Linked DNA regions of Homo sapiens: region 2 is linked to region 1. Evidence: chromatin loops called from intact Hi-C (ENCODE). Cell type or tissue: psoas muscle. All regions are shown on one strand. Each heading gives the region's core, and the rest is flanking DNA. Links, peaks and the distances in the headings are about the cores only.

Region 1 (8,043 bases), core at 439-4,438:
GATTTATTGCAAAGAGCAAAAGAACAAAGCTTCCACAGCATGGAAGGGGATCCGAGCGGGTTGCCCTGAGGTTGGGGTCTTAAGCACAGGTGTGCTGGGATGGGAGGGGTCCCGGGAGGAGGCTCCTGCCCTGAGCTAGGAGACCACCAGCTAGGACTGGGCTGAACTGGGCCAGGCAGGACTGAGAGGCTGGGTCCCTGGGAAGTCTGGGGGCCTCGAATACCAACGAAAGGACGGTGGTCTACCCCTTCTAGGAGGCGGGTCAAGGCAAAAGGAGTAATGCAACGCCTGTGAAGCCAGCCCCACGCGCGCACCAGTCGCGTAAGACAACAGCAGTGTCTCCACCTCGGGGACCAAGGACGCCTCCGTGCCTCCAGACCCCGCCTCCTCCAGCCCCTGCACCTGTCATTTATTCTTCCACTGCCCAATAAATATTCATGGCAGACTTTACTGGGGCTGCGCGCACACGTGCCCGCCGGTAGCTATACGTGTGTGCTTTTGCCACACGGATGACACGCACCAGCCAGTGTGCGTTCGTCTCTATTTGCCTCTGTCTGGGTGTCTCTGCTGGGTACTTCGGGACGCGCACAACTGCGTGTGGGCTCCCAAGGCTTTCGGGACTTCCAGCTCCACCCAGAAAAACATCCTGGACGGGGCTCTCGGTGCCACCCTGGGCCCGCACACATAAGTGCAGATCCCGGCTGCCTAGCCCTTACAGTCTCCCTTCTGGTGAGGCCCCGCCTGGGGACCGTCAGGCCAGCCCAAGTTCCGCAGCTTCAGGGGTGCGTGGGCCTCCGCTGAGCACAAGGGGACAACCCTGCCCCGGCCGCCTGGCTCGGTCCCGAACGCCGCGCCTCCAGTCCAAAGTGGGCCAGCGCCGAGCAGGGAGCCAGCCCGAACGGCCCACCGGGTGCAGGAATGCGAGCGTGGGCCGCAGGGGCTGGTCAGTCCCTGCTCCGCCTGGCTCCGCCCGGCCCATCAGACCCGCCCTGGGGCTCCGCCCGCCCATCTCCAGTTTCCTCTAGGGACTAAGGCCGGGAAACCTACGTTTGCTCAGCGCCCTTATCGCCAGGCTCCATCCCTGCGCGGCTTTCCTCTGCCAGCCCCGCCTTAAGCTCCTCAGACCCTCTTTCCTGGCTGCTTCGCCCCGCCCCCGCCCCCCGCAACTCCAGGAGCTCGTGAGCCTCTCTAGAGACTCAGAATCCAAATCACTGCAGCGACCTCCCCATCGGCCCCGTGCCACCGAACAGCCCCTCCGACCACGATGCGCGCGGATCCCGCACCTTGAGGCGTGCGTGGGCCTCGGCGGCAGGCAGGAGGCGATGACCGCGGTGCGAGCCGAGTGAGGCGCACACTCCGCACACCAGCGCGCGGTCCTGCTCGCAGTAGATGCTCAGCGGGTCCAGGTGCTCCTCGCAGTGGCCCTGCGGCACCTGGGCCAGCCCCTCCACCAGGCGCGCCAGCTGCAGGTTGGTGCTGAGTGCCTGCGGCCGCGTGGGGGCCTGGCAGCAGGGGCAGAGAACGGTGCCATCCGCCGCCGGCTCCCCGGCCACGCGGCCTAGGCAGGCGCGGCAGAAACTGTGGCCGCACTCGGCTGTCACGGGCGCGTCGAACAGCTGCAGGCACAGCGGGCAGGACAGCTCCTGGTGCAGGAGGCCGGGCGCAGCCGACATGGCGGGCCTGGGTGGAGGAGGAGTAGGTTAGGGGGACCCCGCGGCGCCGCGCTCCCGGCCCAGCCCTGGCCCAGCCCTAGCCCAGGCCGGGCCCGCCGCCCCGCAGGGAGAAGCCCCAGCCTGTAAAGACCTCACATCCTACACTGGATGGGACTCTGACGGCCAAGGGGAAAGAGGAACTCGGTCTCAGGCCCAAAAGCAGCCTCCACTGCAATTCTCAGCTCCAACCCCAAAAATATGCCCTATCAGTCAACCCCAGTTCCTGAACACAAGCCCAGATTCTAGCCCACTGTCCTTGCCCTCGCCTTAGCCCCAGGCCTCAGCCTCTGACCTTAGTCCCGGACCCAAATTCTCCAGAGCCCCCACTCCGAGACTCCCCTCCCTCACTTTACCAAGATACCCAGACCTCCCCTCCCCCTCTCTCCAGCCCACGGGACTCACAGGTCTGGTTGGAGATCTTAGGCTGAAAGAGTCTCGAAGGAGGACCGGTCAGGGTTGAGCTTAGCTGGACTGGGGTCAGGGCTGGGTCCAAGGATCTGAGACAAGCAGCAGGCTCCAAGCAAGGACAGGGACTCACAGGGGCAGCTGGCAGTGGACACCACGCGTGATGGGCACACAGTGCTCAGCGGAAGACCCTCCCAGACTGAGCCATGGCCCCAGGACTATATTTAGCTGCCCTGCCCAATCCCTCCCATCACTTCCGGAAACCGTTCTAAAAGTGAGGGCTGAGTAGTCCCTGGGCACACATCACATGACAGGGCCACCTGTCTTGGCCCATCCACTGTTCTCTCCCCGGCCTGCCTGGAGTCAGAGCTCAGAGCCAGCGGGGAGCCAGGGCCTTTCACACCACAGAAAAGACAGAAAATTGAAGGGGGTCTGCCCTTTCTCCCCCCACTCCCACCTCCACACTCTCCAGCTCCTTCCTCCTTGCTGGCAGCCCCTCCCCAGCCTGTCACCCACTCATTCCCCAAGTTTATGGCTGACCAAGGTCACCCTGGCAGGATTACCCCACCTGCAGGAGGGCAGGACCTCACCCCACCCTGAAATGTTTTCTTCCTCCAGAGCTGAGGGGAGGGTCTTTTCCACTTTGGTCTCTCTAGTACACCCAGGACAAGCCTGGGACAAAGTAGGCCTCTCTAAATGCTTGGAGAATGAATGATAGAGAGACATTGAACAAATGAATGAACTGAATCCAGAGCCTGCAGCCCAGAACTCAATTCTGCCCTGGTTCCTGTATGTGTATCTTTCAAATCTCAGCTGAAATTTCATTTAAGTGGCGCTGGGATAACTGGCTAGCCTTATGCAAGAGAATGAAACTGGACCCCTACCTTTCACCATATAAAAAAAATTAACTCAAGATGGGTTAAAGATTTAAATGTAAGACTTCAAACCATAAAAATCATAGAAGAAACCGCAGGAGAAATACTATTCTGGATATCAGCCTTGGTAAAGAATTCTTGACTAAGTCCTCAAAAGCAACAAAAACAAAAATTGTTAAGTGGGACCTCATTAAACTAAAGAGCTTCTGCACAGCAAAAGCAAAAGCAACTATCAACAGACAGACAACTGAAGAATGGAAGAAAGGCCAGGCGCGGTGGCTCACGCCTGTAATCCCAGCACTCTTGGGAGGCCAAGGCGGGTGGATCATGAGGTCAGGAGATCGAGACCACAGTGAAACCCCGTCTCTACTAAAAATACAAAAAATTAGCCGGGCGCAGTGGCGGGCACCTGTAATCCCAGCTACTCAGGAGGCTGAGGCAGGAGAATGGTGTGAACCCGGGAGACGGAGCTTGCAGTGAGCCGAGATCGCGCCACTGCACTCCAGCCTGGGGTACAGAGTGAGACTCCGTCTCAAAAAAAAAGAATGGAAGAAAATATTCACAAACTATGCATCCAACAAAGATCTACTATCCAGAATATATAAAGAAACTAAACATTTCAACAAGCAGAAAACAACCCCATTAAAAAGTTGGCAAGGGCCAGGCACAATGGCTCACACCTGTAATCCCAGCACTTTGGGGGGCCCAGGCGGGTGGATCACTTGAGGTCAGGAGTTTGAGACCAGCCTGGCCAACATGGTTAAACTTCGTCTCTATGAAACATACAAAACTCAGCCGGGTGTGGTGGCAGGTACCTGTAATCCCAGCTACTTGGGAGGCTGAGGCAGGAGAATCGCTTGAACCCGGGAGGCAGAGGTTGCAGTGAACCGAGATCGCACCACTGGACTCCAGCCTGGGTGACAAGAGCGAAACTCCAACTCAAAAAAAATAGCTGGGCATGGTGAAGAACACCTGTAGTCCCAGCTGCTCGGGAGGCTGAGATGGGAGGATTGCTTGAACCTGGGAAGCAGAGGTTGCAGTGAGCCAAGATCATGCCATTGCACTCCAGCATGGGCAACAAGAGCAAAACTCCGTCTCAAAAAAAACAATAAATATTAAAAAAAAGAAAAGAAAGAAATTTCATCTAGAATAAAAACCAAAGTGCTAACTGTGGCTTACAAAGCCCTATCTGCTATGACCCCATTAATCACTCTGACTCTTTTATCACCCCTTTCCCCATTGATCACTCGGCATCAGGGACTTTGCACTTACGGTCCCCTCTGCCTGGAACACTCTCCAACCCAGGTACTGCATGGCATCCTCTTTTTCCTCCCTCAGACTTTGCTCAATATTACCTTTCCAGCAAGACCTCTCCCAATTCCCTGATTTTAAATCTCCTAACTCCCCAACATCTCACTGCCTGGCTTTCCTTTTCTCCATAACATTTATCAGCATCTGACATGCAATGTATTCTACTTGTTTGCTGGTTTCTTGTCTGTCTCTTCCTACGGAATAGAAATTGTGTTTACTGCTTGTCTCCAGCTTAGACTAAAGTGTGTGACACACATTAGGCGCTCTACAGATACTAGGTGAATGAATAAACACGCAAACTCAGTCCCTCTCATTTGGCCTCTCCATCTTTCTCTTAGCTTCCCTCAAACCTTTTCCTGGTTTTACTCTTTCCTCTCTCAACTGCTGTCTCTCTCAGAATGAATTTTTGTTTCTGTTTCACTCTCTTAATCTCCCCTTTGGACTCTCCCTTTGCCTGTCTCTTAGGTTCTTAATTTTTTCTTTTTCTTTTTTTTTTTTTTTTTGAAATGGAGTCTTGCTCTGTCGCCCAGGCTGGAGTGCAGTGGTACAATCTCGGCTTACTGCAACCTCCACTTCCCAGGTTCAAGCGATTCTCCTGCCTCAGCCTCCCGAGTAGCTGGGATTATAGGCACGTGCCACCACGCCCAGCTAATTTTTGTATTTTTAGTAGAGACGGGGTTTCACCATGTTGTCCAGGCTGGTCTCGAACTCCTGACCTCAGGTGATCCACCCGCCTCGGCCTCCCAAAGTGCTGGGATTCCAGGCATGAGCCACCACACCCGACCGCTCATTCCTTCTTGCATGTTATGTGGTGACAGCATGAACTTCTGCTGGCCTGCTTAAGAAGGTAGCTACTTCAGGCTGCCTGACACCTTGTTTAACCTAGGCCCTCGTTCAGGCTGTAAACATTTGGTTCTTTTAGGAGGAAAAAAAGTTCTATTATTCTTTTGGATAAGAGCAATTACCTGTATAAATGACTGCAGATAAAATTCTGAAATTAAGATGTGAAAAGTCTCAGGAAGCTGGTGCTCTTTTTTTTTTCTTTTCCTTTTTTTTTTTTTGTTTTTTTGTTTTTTTGTTTTTTTGAGACGGAGTGTCGCTTTGTCGCCCAGGCTGGAATGCAGTGATGAGATCTCGGCTCACTGCAAGCTCCGCCCTCCTGGGTTCACGCCATTCTCCTGCCTCAGCCTCCCGAGTAGCTGGGACTACAGGCGCCTGCCACCACGCCTGGCTAATTTTTTGTATTTTTAGTAGAGACAGGGTTTCACCATGTTGGCCAGGATGGTCTCGATCTCCTGACCTCGTGATCCGCCTGCCTCGGCCTCCCAAAGTGCTGGGATTACAGGCATGAGCCACTGCGCCCGGCCAAAGCTGGCGCTCTTTACCGGCACACTGAGAAATCCAGGGGAGTTTTGTGTCCCCACCTTCTTTGTCCTTAAGTCTCTGAGGTCTCACTGTGTCGCCCAGGCTGGAGTGCAATGTTATAATCATAGCTCACTACAGCCTCGACCTCCCAGGCTAAAGTGATCCTCCCACCTCAGCCTCCTGAGTAACGGGGACCGCAGGTGTTCACCACCATGCCTGGCTAAAAGCCCCTGATTTCTTCTCTTCCATTCTTGATGGCTCAGACGCAGCCTTGTGTTAGCAATAGGAAGAGGTTTGAAAGAGGGTATATCTGGAGCTGGTCTCTGAAACCACAAGTTGCTCATGCTCAAAAACTCAACTTCCAGAACTTAAATCTCATCCAGAGTTTCCAATATTGCCAAGTTGGGACTGAAGGTCCTGCTGTCATCTATAGGAGTGGGTGTCTAAGACAGGTGGGTGATAGTCAATTCAATCCTTCCCTGCAGATGGGCCAGGACTGGCCTCTGATCCACGGAAGGAACATTGATTGTCTTAAGCAGACTGAGAACAAGAAGAGGCAATAAGCCATGTGCAGGGAAGGAGGGAGTGGTAAACCGGTATAGCTGGCCCTATGAGGTCCCTCAGACCTAAAGAGCTAGGGATAGATTTCAGCTTGTCCTAAGGGAAAGTTTCCCAACAGCTCAAGCAATGAGTGCCTTGGAAGGTAAGAGCTCCTAATTATTGGGTACATGCAGAGAGAGGCCAGAAAGCCCTAGTCAGGGCTGCTACAGAAGCAAGTCCTGAATGCTGACTTCATGAGCTCATGCTGGGCACCCCTGGGAAAATCACCTGCCTCTCTGGGCCTCAGCACGTTCAAATACAATATGTGGATAAATAACACCATCCTGGCTGGGTGTGGTGGCTCACACCTGTAATCCCAGCACTTTGGGAGGCCAAGGTGGGAGGATCACTTGAGTCCAGAAGTTCAAGACCAACCTGGACAACACAGCGAGACCCCCGTCTCTACCAAAAACAAACAAACAAACAAAACAGTATAGTGGCTCACGCCTGTAGTCCCATAGTCCCAGCTACTCCAAAGGCTGAGCCAGGAGAATTGCTTGAACCCTGTCTCAGAAAGAAAAGAAAAAAAAAACCATCCCATAGAGTTGTCATGAGGATTAAACTGAAAAATATGCCACATAGGCCGGGTGCAGTGGCTCACACCTGTAATCCCAGCTCTTTGGGAGGCCGAGGTGGGGGGATCACTTGAGGTCAGGAGTTCAAGACCAGCCTGACCAACATGGTGAAACCCCATCTCTACTAAAATTATAAAATTAGCTGGGCATGGTGGCTGGTGCCTGTAACGCCAGCTACTTGGGGGGCTGAGGCAGGAGAATTGCTTGAACTCAGGAGGCAGAGGTTGCAGTGAGCTGAGATCGAGCCATTGAACTCCAGCCTGGGCAATAAGAACAAAACTCAGTCTCAAAAAAAAAAAAAAAAAAAGAAAGAAAAAAAAATATGCCACATAAACAGGGACAGTGTGCTGGCACCCAAGGGCTTAGGAAGCAGTGACTGTCACTTCCAGGTTCCAGTCCTGACTAGAATTTCCTTGTTGTGTGACCTTGGGCAAGTCGCTTAACCTGATTTTCTCACCTATAAAATGAGAATCATGTAAGGATTAGTATCAAGACTATGTATTTCTGTAAAGATGCAACAAGTAAGTTGTTTTGTTTTTTGTTTGTTTTTTTTTTTTTTTTTTTTGAGATGGAGTCACTCTGTCACCCAGGCTAGAGTGCAGTGGGGCCATCTCAGCTCACTGAAATCTCTGCCTCCCAAGTTCAAGCGATTATTCCACCTCAGCCTCCCAAAGTGCTAGGATTACAGGCACACACCAACACGCCCAGCTAATTTTTGTGTTTTAGTAGAGATGGGGTTTCGCCATATTGCACAGGTTGATCTCAAAATCCCAAGCTCAGGCAATCCACCCACCTCGGCCTCCCAAAGTGCTAGGATTACAGGTGTGAGCCACCATGCCGAGCTCTTTTATTTTGTTTTGAAACAGAGTCTCACTCTTGTCTCACAGGCTGGAGTACAGCGCTTGAACCACCTCCCGGAGGCAAGCAATTCTCCTGCATAAGCCTCCCGAGTAGCTGGGGTTACAGGCACCCATCACCATGCCCAGCTAATTTTTGTGTTTTTAGTAGAGACAGGGTTTCACCATATTGGCCAGACAGGTCTTGAACTCCTGACCTCAGGTGATCTGCCCGCCTCAGCCTCCCAAAGTGCTGGGATTGCAGGTGTGAGCCACTGCACCAGCTCTTCACAATTCTGAACTCATTGCAGCCTCATAACAACGCTTTCACTTTCCTACAGGGAGGCCATGGGGCACAAGGGCT
Region 2 (4,000 bases), core at 1-4,000, 210 kb before region 1:
GAGTTCGAGACCAGCCTGGCCAACATGATGAAACTCCATCTCTACTAAAAATACAAAAAACTAGCCGGGCATGGTGCAGTCCACCTGTAATCCCAGCTACTCGGGAGGCTGAGACAGGAGAATCACTTGAACCCGGGAGGTGGAGGTTGCAGTGAGCCAAGATCATGCCATTGCACTCCAGCCTGGGCAGTAAGAGTGGAAACTCCATCTCAAAAAAAAAAAAAAAAGAGTTGGATAAAACACTTGCCTTGTACAGTGTGGCTGTGATGAGCGCCAGCAGTAGCAGAGCCCCCACAGAGCTGCCCATGATGATGGGAATGGCATTGTAGACCTCGTCTTCTTCTAGCACCATCTCCATCTGATTTAGAGATCAGAGAGCATCCGGCCTCATGCCATCCCAGATGCCTCCCAGGTTCCGCAACCTTTAACTCTCTCCCCTCCTTTCTGAGGCTCTGCTCCAAGGAGTGAGACACAGTAGCACCCGTGCCCTTAGGGACAGCTGTCCTGCCCAGAGACTTTCACCCTCCTCCCGCAAGGCTTGCAAACCCCCCACCCAGCACCACAGATGTAGCCCTAGGGGTCCTCTTTCCAGCTGGTCGCTGCCCTCCACATGGTCTCTACCTGAGCTCTCATAAATGCCTCCTGTCCTGGAAGCTGGGAGTACACGGATGTGTCGAACGTAATTTCAGCCACACTCACGACCAACACCTTCTTCTGCAATGTCTGCAAAGGGGTTGGGGGAAACCTGTGGAACTGGCTCTGGGGGAGGCTCAGAGCTTCGGGGGTGCCCTGGCTTGCAGATGGGCACAGACATGCCAGGTCCTGCCTGAGTCTGGGGCAGGGGCTCTGCCGCTGCCCCCACACACCTCGCGGACCCAGCCGAAACTGAGATTGCCCTTCAGGGTGAAATCCAGCTCCTCCTGGACGCTGAAGGAGGGGACGTCACAGCGGAACTGCAGGCAGTCAGCAATGGAGCAGTCCTGGGGGCAGAAGAGGGGTGAAACTGAGGGGTTCTTCCCTGAGGAGGGAGCCATAGGAAAAAATATGGTCAGGTTTGGGGTGGGGAACAGATGAGCAGTTACAGGACATGCACGGAACTCTGTGGCCTAGCAGTACATTTCCCAGTATCCCCGGTGGGGGCTGATCTTGGCGGTGGGGGTTCAGGGACTTTCTCACCAGCATGGGACTTCTTGAAATCTGGGTCAGGAAGTCAGAATGCTGGGGAGGTTTTCTCTCTGAAACACAGGGGAGACTCTGGGAAGAGAAAGAAGCACTTAGCCACAGAATGAGCAACATGTCCCTGGTAAGAGGGAGTGCTGTGCTGTGGGATGTCAGTCTGAAGAAAGAGGAGAGATAGGCGGGTACCTGAGATGGGGCCTCCATGACCACATCCCACACAGCCACCCCGTTCAGCAGGACAGGAACCCAGAAGTTAATGCTGATGGCCAGATCTCGCTGGCTGAGGTTATTCACCTGCAGGAAATCAAGGCAGAGTGTTATTGTGGTCTCTGGAGCCTTCCAAATCCTACTTCCCTCCTGGCCCTACCCCAAGGCTCCTCTCCATCTTCTCCACCAACTTCCAACTTTATCCACAACGTGGAAGGCAGACATGGATACTCCCTAGACTCTCACACGGTATCGATGCTCAGCCTCTTTCATTTTCTTCTCATCGGAGGTTGCAAAGTTGAAGTACTTGGTGGATTCTTCCTGCCTGGAGAGAGAGCCTGTGGGTGAAAAACAGCCCTGAAACTGTCCCCAGTTGTGCCCTGTCCTACTGCAGAGAGCTCTGTTGGGCTGGGCAGATGTCTCAGGGAAATAACGATGGACATTATTTGGCCGGGCACAGTGGCTCATGCCTGTAATCCCAGCACTTTGGGAGGCTGGGGCAGGAGGGTTTCTTGAACCCAGGAGTTCCAGACCAGCTGGGGCAACATCGTGAGACCCTGTCCCTATTCAAAGTAAATAAGTAAAAGATGGTCCCACATAACCTTTGCTGCCTCGGCTTCAGCTCCCCTCCCTCCGATGTCCCTTGCCCCCATCACCCAGATCCACTAGCTCTGCCATGCACACCGCTGGCTCTTTCATAGCCTCATGACTTTGCTCAAGCTCTTCTCCTTGGAACGTTCTTACTGTCTCCAGTTTTGGAAATTTACACTTAAAGACCCAACTTAAACCTCATGTCTCCTACATGGGGCAAAGGCGTTTGCATTGCTTTCTCTAATAGGTAGTGTTTGGCCTCTGGTAATGCTTACAGAGATTGTAGCAGAACAAGTTAGCCTAAGGGGACTCTAGGAATGAGAGCTGGATCACTCAGGAAGACATGGAGTGAGGGCCCCTTCATGGTGGGAATGAAGAAAATAGATTCGGCTGTCCTGGGGCAGGTGAGTAAATGTGAAGGAAGATAGTGCCTGTGCACAAGCCTGTGGAAGGGACATCAGTGTTCCAGGCAGCAGGTGGGGTCTTTCCACCCAAACTTCCTTCAGCAAACACAGGCTGTGTGGTTGGCACTGGGGATTCAAGTTAAGCCATAACTCCCTGCCCTCTCACCACTTAACATCTAAAGTTTTAGTAAAAATGAGCAAGCTGGCCAGGCGAGGTGGCTCACGCCTGTAATCCCAACACTTAGAGAGACTAAGGCAGAAGAATCGCTTGAGCCCAGGAGTTCAAGACTGGCCTGGGCAACACAGAGAGACCTCGTCTCTGCAAAAAAAAAAAAAAATACAAACATTAGCTGCAAGTGGTGGCACACGCCTGTGGTCCCAGCTACTCAGGAGGCTGAGGCAGGAGGATTGCTTGAGCCTGGGAGGTCGAGGCTGCAGTAAGCTATGTTCACACCACTCCCCTCCAGCCTGGGTGACAGAGTGAGACCCTGTCTCAAAACAAACAAAAAGCAAAAGTAAGCAGACCAGCAGAGGGGCCTGCACCTCGCATGCAGCAGCCAGACCAGCCACACAGAAACAGCCCCAGCAGTCCACCCCCCATCAGCCTGATGACTAAAAACATGGGCTCCAGTGTCAAACCGCCTAGGTTCACATCTCAGGTCGACCACTTCCTACCTGAGTCACTGAGGCAAGCCACTTCACGTCTCTGGAAACTGTAGCTTTTCACTCTTTAAAATGGGGATGCAAACCGTAGCAACCTCCCTGTAGTAGAGTTGTGACCAGGGCTTGGTAGTGCCCAGCACACAGGGACTCCTCCATAAATCTTAAGGTTTATTTTTCCCTAAGTATGCCGGTTTTCCTCTGTGCCCCCCACCCCAAACCCTTCTCTCTATGCTTCTGTTTTCTCATCTTAAAATCTAGTTCTAAACCTCTTTTCATTTTTAAAGTTTTATTTTATTTTCATTTTTAATTTTTTTTTTTTGGTAGAGATGGGTTCTCACTATGTTGCCCAGGCTGGTCTTAAACTCCTGGGCTCAAGCCATCCTCCCACTCATGCCTGTAATCCCAGCACTTGGCCTCCCAAAGTGCTGGGATTACAGGCACGAGCCACCGTGCGCAGCCTAAGCCTGTTTTCAGATCTAAGTAAACCACCCAGCTTTCCCCAGTCCTTGGAGAGGCATGCCATGTATGGCCATGGGCATGGGCTCTGCAGCCAAACCGTCTGGGTCTGATTCCTGGTTCTGCTGCCCACTTGGAGATTGACAGGAACAAAGTATTTCACTTCTTGATGTCTTTGTTGGTGAAAATAGGGATAACAATATAATTATTGGTAGGATTAAATAAATGTAAATACATATAAAGTACTTAAGATGGTGTAAGAAAACCACCATAAAACAACAGCAACATAAAACGTGCCTGACATGGGTATATATAACTGTAAGCTCTTATTGTAAGTATTTTCCTGTGGATAGAAAGGGAAACCTACATGTGGCTTGAAAGGACAATGACACTGCTTGATCTCCCTCGCTCCTTCCCCTAACAACTTAATACATCAGAAGCAACAGTGGACAGGTGTGGTGGCTCATGCCTGTAATCCCAGCACTTTGGGAGGCCCTCGG

The links. Peaks named below come from ENCODE experiments on the same cell type or tissue, not always from the same donor. Only the 100,000 strongest peaks of a DNase experiment are listed, where the experiment ranks them.
Region 2: it touches region 1 in a loop (2.9-fold over the local background); 3 of 110 quality-filtered maps call a loop at or near these places.

What each region holds. Positions count from the first base shown.
Region 1 is chr16:31,208,369-31,216,411 of GRCh38, reverse strand. TRIM72 (tripartite motif containing 72) reads right to left here and starts at 2,293. Exons shown (of 7, transcript NM_001008274.4): 1 at 2,115-2,293; 2 at 1,284-1,680. The coding sequence starts at 1,673. It overlaps PYDC1 (pyrin domain containing 1), which reads left to right. Exons shown (of 2, transcript NM_152901.4): 2 at 255-450. RefSeq lists enhancers at 1-56, 972-1,886, 1,887-2,802. In psoas muscle, for the core only: no CTCF peak of the experiment used is centred there; DNase peaks (open chromatin) are centred at 981, 1,551 and 2,331; H3K4me3 peaks cover 2,412 bases; H3K27ac peaks cover 3,186 bases.
Region 2 is chr16:31,420,825-31,424,824 of GRCh38, reverse strand. ITGAD (integrin subunit alpha D) reads right to left here. Exons shown (of 30, transcript NM_005353.3): 24 at 1,633-1,711; 25 at 1,366-1,473; 26 at 1,177-1,254; 27 at 867-980; 28 at 622-723; 29 at 248-358. Among named protein-coding and RNA genes, the nearest start is that of COX6A2, 5.5 kb to the left of the region's middle. In psoas muscle, for the core only: no CTCF peak of the experiment used is centred there; no DNase peak of the experiment used is centred there; H3K4me3 peaks cover 1,090 bases; H3K27ac peaks cover 1,506 bases.